3 separate regions of the Homo sapiens genome follow, and all the other regions are linked to region 1. The links are chromatin contacts, found by Hi-C or POLR2A ChIA-PET in ENCODE. All regions are on one chromosome and are shown on one strand. The core of a region is the stretch at or near the end of the contact, and the rest is flanking DNA. Distances in the headings are between cores, read along the strand shown.

Evidence for each region. Hi-C counts contacts between places; a loop is a spot of excess contacts on that map. ChIA-PET counts read pairs that join two places held with the same protein, here RNA polymerase II (POLR2A). Pooled maps may share reads with other maps.
Region 2: a map of B cell shows a loop between it and region 1 (7-fold over the local background). The contact joins the promoter of KDM4A here to the promoter of PPCS in region 1. A Hi-C loop is called at or near these places in 4 of 168 maps with a recorded cell type or tissue (B cell, ascending aorta and naive thymus-derived CD4-positive, alpha-beta T cell) and 12 of 50 pooled maps. POLR2A ChIA-PET finds 5 or more read pairs at or near these places in 1 of 52 experiments (T-cell).
Region 3: a map of naive thymus-derived CD4-positive, alpha-beta T cell shows a loop between it and region 1 (26-fold over the local background). The contact joins the promoter of CTPS1 here to the promoter of PPCS in region 1. A Hi-C loop is called at or near these places in 1 of 168 maps with a recorded cell type or tissue (naive thymus-derived CD4-positive, alpha-beta T cell), 1 of 37 single-sample maps with no recorded cell type and 7 of 50 pooled maps.

What each region holds. Positions count from the first base shown.
Region 1 is chr1:42,455,058-42,458,597 of GRCh38, reverse strand. It overlaps PPCS (phosphopantothenoylcysteine synthetase), which reads right to left and starts at 2,055. Exons shown (of 3, transcript NM_024664.4): 1 at 1,525-2,055; 2 at 1,248-1,351. The coding sequence starts at 2,032. ZMYND12 (zinc finger MYND-type containing 12) reads left to right here and starts at 2,576. Exons shown (of 8, transcript NM_032257.5): 1 at 2,576-2,710. The coding sequence starts at 2,601. It also overlaps a transcript of CCDC30 not described here. RefSeq lists enhancers at 1,705-1,824, 1,915-1,984, 2,225-2,454.
Region 2 is chr1:43,648,720-43,651,902 of GRCh38, reverse strand. KDM4A (lysine demethylase 4A) reads right to left here and starts at 1,754. Exons shown (of 22, transcript NM_014663.3): 1 at 1,651-1,754. RefSeq lists a silencer at 1,868-1,987.
Region 3 is chr1:40,977,564-40,981,108 of GRCh38, reverse strand. CTPS1 (CTP synthase 1) reads right to left here and starts at 1,413. Exons shown (of 19, transcript NM_001905.4): 1 at 1,280-1,413. RefSeq lists an enhancer at 415-464 and silencers at 665-804, 875-1,164, 1,435-1,624.

The DNA of each region.
Region 1 (3,540 bases), core at 806-3,305:
CTTAGCATTTATCACTACTAAACGAGTTATGTATTTGACTTATTTATTGTCTCCTCTGCAGAGGAAGCAACACAAAGGCAGGGTATGTTTCTTTTCACTGCTTTCATCTCTAAGTCCTACAGCAGTGTAGGACCTCAATAAACTATTCTACAAAGTCGGCAAATGCCCCACAGATAAGAGTTTCTCCTAATAAAATCCTACCTGTATCACCCAATAAATGACTAAGAACTCCTGAAGGTTCCAAAAATCTAAAATCACAACCACACCTACCTTATCCATATTTCTTCCTTAACCTACAATAGCCCCCAACTAATCTACCCACTCCACTTTCTCCTTCTCTACTTCGTCTTTCATACTGATGCCAGAATGTTGTTCTCAAACAAAAACTTTATCTCATTCTCCTACTTATGTGTCCCTTAGCTCCACAAGAAAAAGTCCAAGCTCCTTAAAAAAGGAAAATAAAGTCTTCTACAAAGCAAGCCATCTCTTCAGTCAGCTCTCCAGCCTTACCAAAGCACTTCGGTTCACAGCCCACTGCCCACTTTCAAATTCCTACTGCCATACTCCACCTGGAATGACCTTTCCCACTTCGTACACCCTCTGCTCATTTTGTTTTGATTTTTGGTGTTTTTTTTTTTTTTTGCGACGGAGTATCGCTCTCGTCGCCCGGGCTGGAGTGCAATGGCGAGATCTCAGCTCACTGCAACCTCCGCCTCCTGGTTTCAAGCGATTCTTCTGCCTCAGCCTCCCGAGTAGCTGGGATTACAGGCGCCTGCCACCACGCCCGGCTAATTTTTGTATTTTTTTAGTAGAGACGGGGTTTCACCATGTTGGCCAGGCTGGTCTCGAACTCCTGACCTCAGGCGATCTGCCCTCCTTGGCCTCCCAAAGTGCTGGGATTACAGGCGTGAGCCACCGCGCTCGGTTCTGCTCATCTTTTAAAACCCAGTTCAATTCATCTCCTCCAAGAAGCTTCATCGACTCCCCCAGGATTCACTCGCCCCATGATCTGACTGCACTTTGTACATACCTCCACTAGAGCATTTATCACTCTGTATTGTAATTATGTCTGTGTCCAGCTCCCTCACTAGATTGTGAGGTCCATGAGGGAGGGCGGTGTCTTATTCATCTCTGTATCCCCTGTGCCTAGCGAATACAGATGCAGAAAGGCCATCTCCAGATCAAGAGGAAATTAACCCAAGATTGGTTATATGGGATTAGATCTCTGGAAGAGAAGCGCCCATCACCTGCAGTGGGCCCCCAGATGACTGGATCTTGTGTTCAGGCATTTCAGAGACAGGAACATAGAAATCTGACACAGCCGCAGCCAGGTAAAACATCGCAGAAGGGCCTGCAAAGAGAAACACAAGGTGTTAACAAATCGGCGAGGTACGATATAGGATCAGCTCCTTCTCAACTCGGGTTCCCCAGCTGAGATCCGTGGGTAAGCAGGAGGTAAGGGGATAAGTGGCTGGAAAGAAAGGCTGTGCTTCCAGGCAAAAGGGGTACTCCTAGGGCACGCACCTAGCGGATTGAGTGCCTGGGCCGCAGCCTGCAACAGATGCAAATAGTCCGCCAAAGTGGTGAACTCTACTGCCAGGAAGGTGCCTGCAGCCGCAGCCTCCTGGTAGCTCCTCAGAGCCTCAGCAAAACCCGGAAGTGCATTCTCCTCGGCCTCCAGGCTCAGCAAGCCCGAAAGGGCTGGGCCCGAAGGCCGCAGAGCGGACAGCCAAGTCTGGGGTGGGAAGCGGTGGGCATAGGGGAAGGCAGAGCGAGCGCGATACAAGAACAGGACCCCGTAGCCGGCGGCTAGGAAGGCCTCGGCCGAGGTTGCACCGCGCCGCCCGCTGCTGAAGTTGTCCAGGAAGCGCACCGGCCGCGCTTCCAGTGGGACCTTGGTGCCGCCTGACGTAACCAACACCACCCGCCGGCCCTGCGCGCCCAGCCTGGCCGCGAAGCGAGCCATAACCTCAGCCCAGCGCGCAGCACCGGGAGGCTGGGGGAACTCGGCTACCGGATCCATTTCCGCCATCTGCAGCGCAGCGGCCGGCGCCTGCGCACGTTTCGCGGCCGCCGCGCCACGCCCCTTCTCGCCTACCTGGTGTACGCGCCGCGCCGTACTGAGTGGGCGGTTCACTACCCTTCTTTTGACACTAGGTCCCGATCTCGCCAAGTCTGGAAATGCGTAGTTGTTCTGCCCCAGAGCCCAGCGAAAGTGACACTGCAACGAGGGGGATCCCCGGCTGGGTGGGCATCTGGTAGGGTCACGTTCCCTCACGTTCGTTTCCTAGCCTGGGTGAAGAACTGGCCATGTTTGACCCTTACCGGCCACTGTACGGGCCTTTCTGGACTTGGACTCCTTGGGAGTCGTTTCTCGGCCATTTGACCCGTGGGACTTGTGGGTTTTGTGCTGCTTTTTCTTTCTTTCTTCCCCTTTTCCAACTTCAGCAATACACCCAGATGTTAGTCGAGTCACGTCCCGCCGCCCTCTGCCCTTGAAATGCTGGCAAGTACGCAGCCCCGCGATCGTCACGTGACGCCGGGGTTCAGCGTATCCTTGCTGGGCAACCGTCTTAGAGACCAGCACTGCTGGCTGCACCATGAATGTGATCTACCCACTGGCAGTCCCCAAGGGGCGCAGACTCTGCTGTGAGGTGTGCGAAGCCCCAGCCGAGCGGGTGTGCGCGGCCTGCACAGTCACTTATTACTGGTAGGCCCTGAAACGTGGCACCTGGGCGCTATAACTCCCTCCCTCTCTCCCTTTCCCGGGTCTGGCTTGGGTACCTTGCGTTAGCCGTTGCCCCTGACTCTGCAAGGGACACCTCAAAACGGCTTTAAGACAGGCCCCTAAGACTCCCGTGGCCTCGTCTGTCTCATCTCCCACTTATTCGTCACTCATGTTTTCTGAAGGCGTACTCTGTGTTATGCACTATTTTAGGTGCTAAAGTTACTGGGGCAGCTCGGTAGATCAGTTCCTTCAAAGATCTAACATTCCAATGTGGGAGACAAATCAGTAAAGAAACAGGCCGGGCGCGGTGGCTCACGCCTGTAATCCCAGCACTTCGGGAGGCCGAGGCGGGCGGATCGCCTGAGGTCAGGAGTTCGAGACCAGCCTGGCCAACATGGTGAAACCCTGTCTCTACTAAAAAATACAAAAATTAGGCGGGAGTGGTGCTGGGCGCCTGTAATCCCAGCTACTCGGGAGGCTGAAGCAGAAGAATCGCTTGAACCCGGGAGGCGGAGCTCGCAGTGAGCGGAGATCGCGCCACTGCACTCCAGCTTGGGCAACGAGAGTGAGACGATAGTGAATGGGGCAGTATGTGGAAAGCTTTCCCTGTGGAAGAAACATTTGAGCTGCATTTTGAGAGGGCAGTCAGAACCTGCTGTGTACAGGAGTAGTGAAGAAGGGTAGGGCATTCCCGGCATCCGGGACTGCTAGGGCAAATGGCAAAAGAACAGAGTTTGCTAAGGGCCGAGTGGAGAACGTAGTAGTGGAGGGAGCAGTCAGTGATTTTCAAACTGCAGGCCAGGGCCCTTTAG
Region 2 (3,183 bases), core at 505-3,004, 1.2 Mb before region 1:
CCCAGAACTCAAAGGACAAAATTTAAACTGGCAATACACGGAAAACTTCATAACTGATTGGAGAAAGCAAAATAAATACTTTGTTTTTAGATGAGAACTTCAGCTAAGTGGGTGCATCCCCACAGCTCGGTAACGCAATAGACCACCTCAACTGAAAAAAGACAAAGCATATCAATGAAAATAGGCCATTCTAGAAGGAACACCAGTATGTCCTTTCCTTTACCCACCCTCCTCACTGAGGGTCCAGCAGTTCCGTACCCCCTATCTGGGGCCCAAAGGTATGGCGGTTCAGCTCCAAGACTCTCTTTGAGAGTTGGAGAGCTCAGAAAGGAGAAAAGCGCCTCCAATCCACCAGAAATCTAGTTACAGGCCTGGGAGCAGAACACGGAGCACAACTGTGTAAGGTAGGAGAGAAGGCAAATCCAGTTACCCGTATCTCCTAGGCTTCCTATCAAAAATAAGGCGTGTTTCTAAACAGGCGCTTTTCATGAACCTGGCAGAAACTTTGCATGGCAGGTATACTGTTCTCCCTGTTTTACATACCAGGAAATTTGCCCACAGCCCACTCTTAAGTGCACCTTCCACTGCTCTATACTGCTTACATACTCATCTCCACCTGGACTAAGTCCTCTGCAAGGGCAGCTCCAAGTGTGGAGAAACCCGAAGTTTATTTAATTTTGAAGACCCTCTTAAAAAGAAAAATGAATCCAAAATATCTTACTTTTGCACATTTTATAAAAACATACAATCATGTGAATACAATGTTGGGGCCCTTCCCCGGGCCTTCAAAGGGGCCCTAATGGGCTTCATCAGCCTCTGCCCCTATTCATCTTTGTATGCCTAGAACAATGCATGGCACAGAGTAGGCAATCGGTAACTGTTGAAAAACTGATTTCCTCACCCTCACCTCAATTGTTCATCCCTTCTTCAACCCTAGGATTCCCTTCCCCCAAATCTGTTCCCTGGGGAAAGCTCCCGTTTCATGACACCTTCCCTCCCAATCAGTAACAAAGCCTAGAGATTCAAGAACACCGGCTCCGAAGTCAAAACTCTGAATACAGATCCGGTCTCTGCCGTTTATTAGCTATGTGACCTTGGCTGTGTGAGCTGACTTGAGTCTCAGTTTCTCCACCTGTAAAATGGGGATCCCAACCCCCTGCCCTGCAGGGTCGCTGTGATTAGCTCAGATGATGCAAGCGAAGCACTAAGCACTAGGCCCGGTACTTACCCACTCAATAAAGCTAGCTGTTGCTAACAACCCCCTCGGACTCCCGCACCCTTCCCTCGCAGCCGCTCCCGCGAGCATCACTCCAAAGGCAGCGCACCCTGCTCCCCACCGTCCCCGAACCTCACCGCGCACAGGTTCGGCCCCTCCCGGCCCCGCCGCCTTGGCGAGTGAAGCTCGGCCGCAGGAAGAAGAAAATAAGGCCCAGATGACCCGCCCCCCTCTCCCGAGGTCCATTGGCCTTGAAGATTGGAAAGGACCAATCTCAGAACCCATTCTGGAAGCTCCTTCTCCTATTGGCCGAGAAACATGCCGATCACTCACCGCTGGAAGACCCACCCCCACCGCCCCTCCCCCACCAAAACTCACGGTCACTGCTACAGCGGCAATGATCCTCGAGAATTCCAAAACCCTATAGTTCTCACCTACAGCCCAAAGCCCCGCCAGGGCTTAGGCTCAGCTCCTGCTGTCGCCACTGGCCGATCCTACTGCTTTTCCAGCAGGCGAAGGCCGAAACTCCGCCTCCTCTAAAGTCGGCATCTGCGCAGCCGTACAGAGTCAACCAATTCAAGGGTGGCTGCAAGCCATACACCAGCCAATGAGCACGCGCCGCAGCCACCTCCCAGTCCCGACCTCAGTGTGCTCAGCCTATGAGCGCCGGCTCGGGCTGTTGCCGGGAGGAAACGCTGTACCACTAGGGACCGCGGCCAGTGAGCCTCTAGCTGGATCGCGAAGCTGGCCAATCATAGGCGGGCTCCTGGTCACCCATAACTAATCAGGGTTGAAAGAAGCTAGTACCTGGAAGTGGGCCGGTCCGGTAGATGGGTAAGGGCGGTGAGGTTACTATAGGATGTCGCTAACGAAAGGATAGGCCAAAGTTTTCTTGGGATGAGTATCCTCTTTGCCTAACGTGGAAATGTGTCGGGGCCCTTAGGGGCAGCTTCCGAGCTCAGGGAGTGCTGAAAAGATGACCGTCTTGTCCCGGTTTGTCCTGGGTGTCTCGGTTTTCAAAACAAAATCCCGTGGCCTTGGAAACCCCTCATTCGCTGTCAAGCCTGAACAGGGAAGGGAAGCTGCCCTGAGGGTCATTAGGACAGACCATGAGGGAGGCTCTCCTTAGGGTCATTAAAAAGCAATTCCTGGCCGGGCGTGGTCCCTCACGCCTGTAATCCCAGCACTTTGGGAGGCCGAGGCGGGCGGGTCACCTGAAGTCGGCAGTTTGAGACCGCCTGACCAACATGGAGAAACCCCGTCTCTACTCAAAAAAAAAATACAAAATTAGCCGGGCGTGGTGTTGCATGCCTGTAGTCCCAGCTACTCCGGAGGTTGAGGCAGGAGAATCGCTTGAACCCGGGAGGCGGAGGTTGCGGTGGGCCGAGATCGCGCCATTGCACTCCAACCTGGGCAACAAGAGTGAAACTCCGTCTAAAAAAAAAAAAAAAAAAAAAAAAGCAGTTCCTCAGTGAGCGGGGATTTGGGGGATCATTAGGAGCAGCTCTTGGGGCGGAGAGGGGGGCATCCTGGGAATCAGAAGAGGCACTTCTGGAGGGCGAGGGGGCTTCCTAGAAGTCATTAGGAGCGGTTCCTGAGGGGTAGTGAGTCGCCTTAAGGAATTCCCAGATTGTCAAGGGTAGTGGGGAAGGTCAAGTAGGAAAGTAAAATACCCACAACCAGAGTCATAAAAAAATATACAGAATTACCATGGATGAATAATGGGGTAGTGCCCTGGAAAGAGCTATATGGAGTCAGGCCTGTGTTCAAAACTAGTAACTTCTCTGAGCCTGGGAGTTCACATCAATAAAATGGAAAAAATAATGCCTTGCAAATTTTGTAAAGATGAGAGTTAATGAATGTTGGCAAAAAGAACATATTTCATAGAATGCTATGGACCAATCATGATTTATGCCTCAGGCTGGGTACATGCCTACTGAAAAAAAAATCTTTAAAAAAAATAGTTT
Region 3 (3,545 bases), core at 164-2,663, 1.5 Mb after region 1:
TGGAAGCAGACAGAAAACATGTTTAGACTATAAAGGGGGACGATGAGAGCAGACGCTTTCAGTACCATGGCCATCAGAGGAAGGTGAGACAAGTCCTGGGGGTAGTGGGCGGATCCAGGCGGCTCCTGTTTTGTAGATATGACTTGCAATGGGCCTTGAAGGACTGACTGCACGACTCAGAGCACAGGAAAGGGAACAGGGTGAACAGGCAGGTGCAGGGCAGCTACAGAGAACAGAGGTAAGGCCGTGAGGGGGAAGGCGGGGAAGCAGGGATATACAGTGGAAGATAAACTGGAAAGGTAGGCAAGGGCCAGATCATGTGCAAACTGGCATGCCCAATCTGAACTTAATCCTGAAGGTGACGGAAGGCGCAAGAAGGTTTTCCGGCACAGAAGTAACGTAAATCAAGACGCATCAGAGAAATTCAACAAAGACTGAGGGGGGAAATGCTTTTTCTTTCAATGTTATGAGATGAAGTGCCAGCCCCCATCACTAGTGTGCAGACCTCAATCATGTCACTTGAGCTGCCTGCAACGCGGGTTCTCACCTAGGGGAATGGGGGTGAGAATCTCTGCGCCGCCCGCGTCACAGGGCCGCTGAGGATTCGAAACTGTAACGAGCGTGGACGGAAGGGCGCCACGCAAACGTGGTGAGCTCTATACACCGCCAGCGCCCCGACCCCCGGCCGCCGGGAAGGGAGGAAGCCGTGAGGCCCAAAGGCCAGCCGCGGGGCCCAGGGCCGGCGAGTTCGCAGGCCCCCTCGTCCTACGGCGCGGAGCTGCCGCGCCCAGCCCCGGGCGGCTGAGCCCGCGCCGAGGCCGGAGGCCCGAGGCCCGCACTGCTTGAATGGATGGGCGACTGCCGGGCTTCCTCGCAGACGAAGAGCAAGGGCGGAGGGTGTGGGGGGGGGCGCCGCTCCACTCCCCTACGGCCTTCTCCGTCCGACGAGCCCGGCCGAGCTGATTCGGCGCGGCCCAGCGCGGCAGCGCAGGCCCCGCAGCCTCTGAAGCCGCCCCGCGCCCCGCTTGGCCCCTCTCCCCAGCGCCGCCCGGCCACGAGGCCCGCGCGCGGGAGCCGGCAGCTCGCCGGCCGGGGCGCCCGCCCCACTCCCGTTAGGCACACAGCCCATTGGGCAGGACGCCGAGTCACCTCGCCCCTGATTGGTAGGAGCGACGTCCGTCACCGCGGCGGCGGGGCTATTCGGCGCCGGGCTCAGCTCGCGCCGCTGACTCCTGCGCGGGAGAACAGATCCCCCCCGGGATCCCTGGAGTCAGCCTACCTGCGGCCGGCTTCAGATCCTCCCGTCAGCGACAGAGCTGGGCCGGCGACGCGCGCGGAGCCCCGGACAGCCAGTGAACAACCCCGACCGCATGCGCCCGGCAGTCTTTCACGGAGGCGGGCTCTAGGCTGTGCGCACGCAGAGGTTGGAGGGCGGGCCGGGCCTGGAGGGCGCGGGGCGGGGCGGGGCCTGGAGTGCGCAGGCGCGGGACAGGACCGCTGGGCCGCCTCCGCTGAACTGTGCCGCCGTAGGTTCGAGGCCGGGCGGGTGGTGGCGTGTCTGCCCCTCTGCTTCCGTCCCAGCCTGTGGCCCAAGCTTACTCTCTTGAAGGGGAGGAGGCTGTTTGGGAACTCACGCCTGGCCTATTCGTCACCTGGCCTCGCGTCCTCCCACAGCGGTCTCCTGGAGTTCTGGGCGTCGCCTTCCATCCGATGGTCTTTCACTGTGGGCTCCTGGCGGTGATGCGCCAGCGCATCTCTGCCTCCGGGCGAGGGACGGCGGCAGCGCCACCCTGGCCTCCAAGACGGAAGTGCGGAGGGTCGCGCGGCGTTGGCTCCTCGTCGGCCTCCCTCCTCCCCACACCTGCCCCGAAGGCGGCTGCTTTGGATGGACTAGGATCCCGAAAAGTACGGTTTCATCTAGCTATCGCTCCCTGAGCACCGACTGTGCCACGCACTGTGCTGGGCACCGAGGGACCCTCTCCTCGGACTAACGATGTAGGGAGGCACACTGAGCAGCTCATTACACTTTATGGTTGTTATGGGTGCTTGCTGCAGAGATGCTGGTGCCGGGGCAGTGAGTGCCCAGCGCGGGGACTGACCCAAGTCCGGTGGTGATTGGGAATTCAGGCGGGAAGCCCGCCCTGAAAAAGTAACTTTGAAGCAGAGACCTAAGTAGACGGCAAAGATGGGAAAGGGAGAGGCGGGGATAAGAAAGTGAGACATGCTTGAGCCCAACAGTTCGAGACCAACTTGGGTAACATAGCGAGACCCCGTTTCTTATAAAAATAATAATAGTAGGCCGGGCGCAGTGGCTCACACCTGTAATCCCAACATTTTGGGAGGCCGAGGCAGGCGGATCACAAGGTCAGGAGTTCAAGACCAGCCTCGCCAATATGGTGAAACCCCGTCTCTACTAAAAATACAAAAATTAGCTGGGCGTGGTGGTGGGTGCCTGTAGTCCCAGCTACTCAGGAGGCTGAGGCAGGAGAATAGCTTGAACCTGGGAGGTGGAGGTTGCAGTGAGCCAAGATTGCACCACTGCATTCCAGCCTGGGCGACAGAGCGAGACTCCTTCTCAAAGAATAAATAAATAAAATAAAAATAGTAATAATAATTTTTTTTTAAAAGTGAGGCAGAAGGAAAAGCCTGTGTACAAGCCCAAAGAGGCCGGCACAGCTGAATTGGAAGGCCAGTCTAGCCAAGTCCACAAGGGCCACAGGAAGCGAGATTAACATGAGATTAGGTTGAAGAGTTGGGTAGGGCCATACGGTGAAGAGCATTATAGACCAAGTAAAGGCTTCTCTTTCTCCTAGGGATAGTGGAAAGCTGTAGAAACTTTTGAGAGGCTTTTGACCTTCCTTTGAATAGTGAATATATGTACATGGTTATAATTTTTCCCCAAACACTACACAAGGGTATCCATGAAAAGTAAATCTCTTATTTCTGTACCCCAGTGTTCCTGTTTTGTTCTCTAGAAGCAGTCTGCCACAAGTTCTTAACTATCTTCACTGAAGGAGTTTTAAAAAAAAAGATGTGATGGGATCAGATTTGTGTTTTAGGAAAATCATTGAAGCAGATGGATTCCCAGAAACCAGGTCAGGAGGCTCCTGCAGTGGCCTCTTTTAGAGGCTTCTGGCTCCTTCCAGATCTGGATCACCAGTGCTTCAACCCTGACAACCTGCCCATGCTGCATTCAGCTCCAAATCTAAAAAATGTTTGGAATGCCAGGCATAGTGGCTCACACTTGTGATCCTGACACTTTGGGAGGCTGACACAGGGTGGGAGGATTTCTTGAGTCCAGGAGTTCAAGACCAGCCTAGGCAATATAGTGAGACCCCATCTCTACAAAAAATACAAAAATTAGCTGAGCATGGTGGCACGCATCTGTAGTCCTGGCTACTCCAGAGCCTGAGGCTGGAGGAATGCTTGAACCCAGGAATTCAAGGCCAATGGGAGCTAGGATCCCACCACTGCACTCCAGCCTGGGCAGAGTGAGACTCTATCTCAAAAAAAAAAAAAAAAAGTTTGGGTTGTCTTTGAAGGTA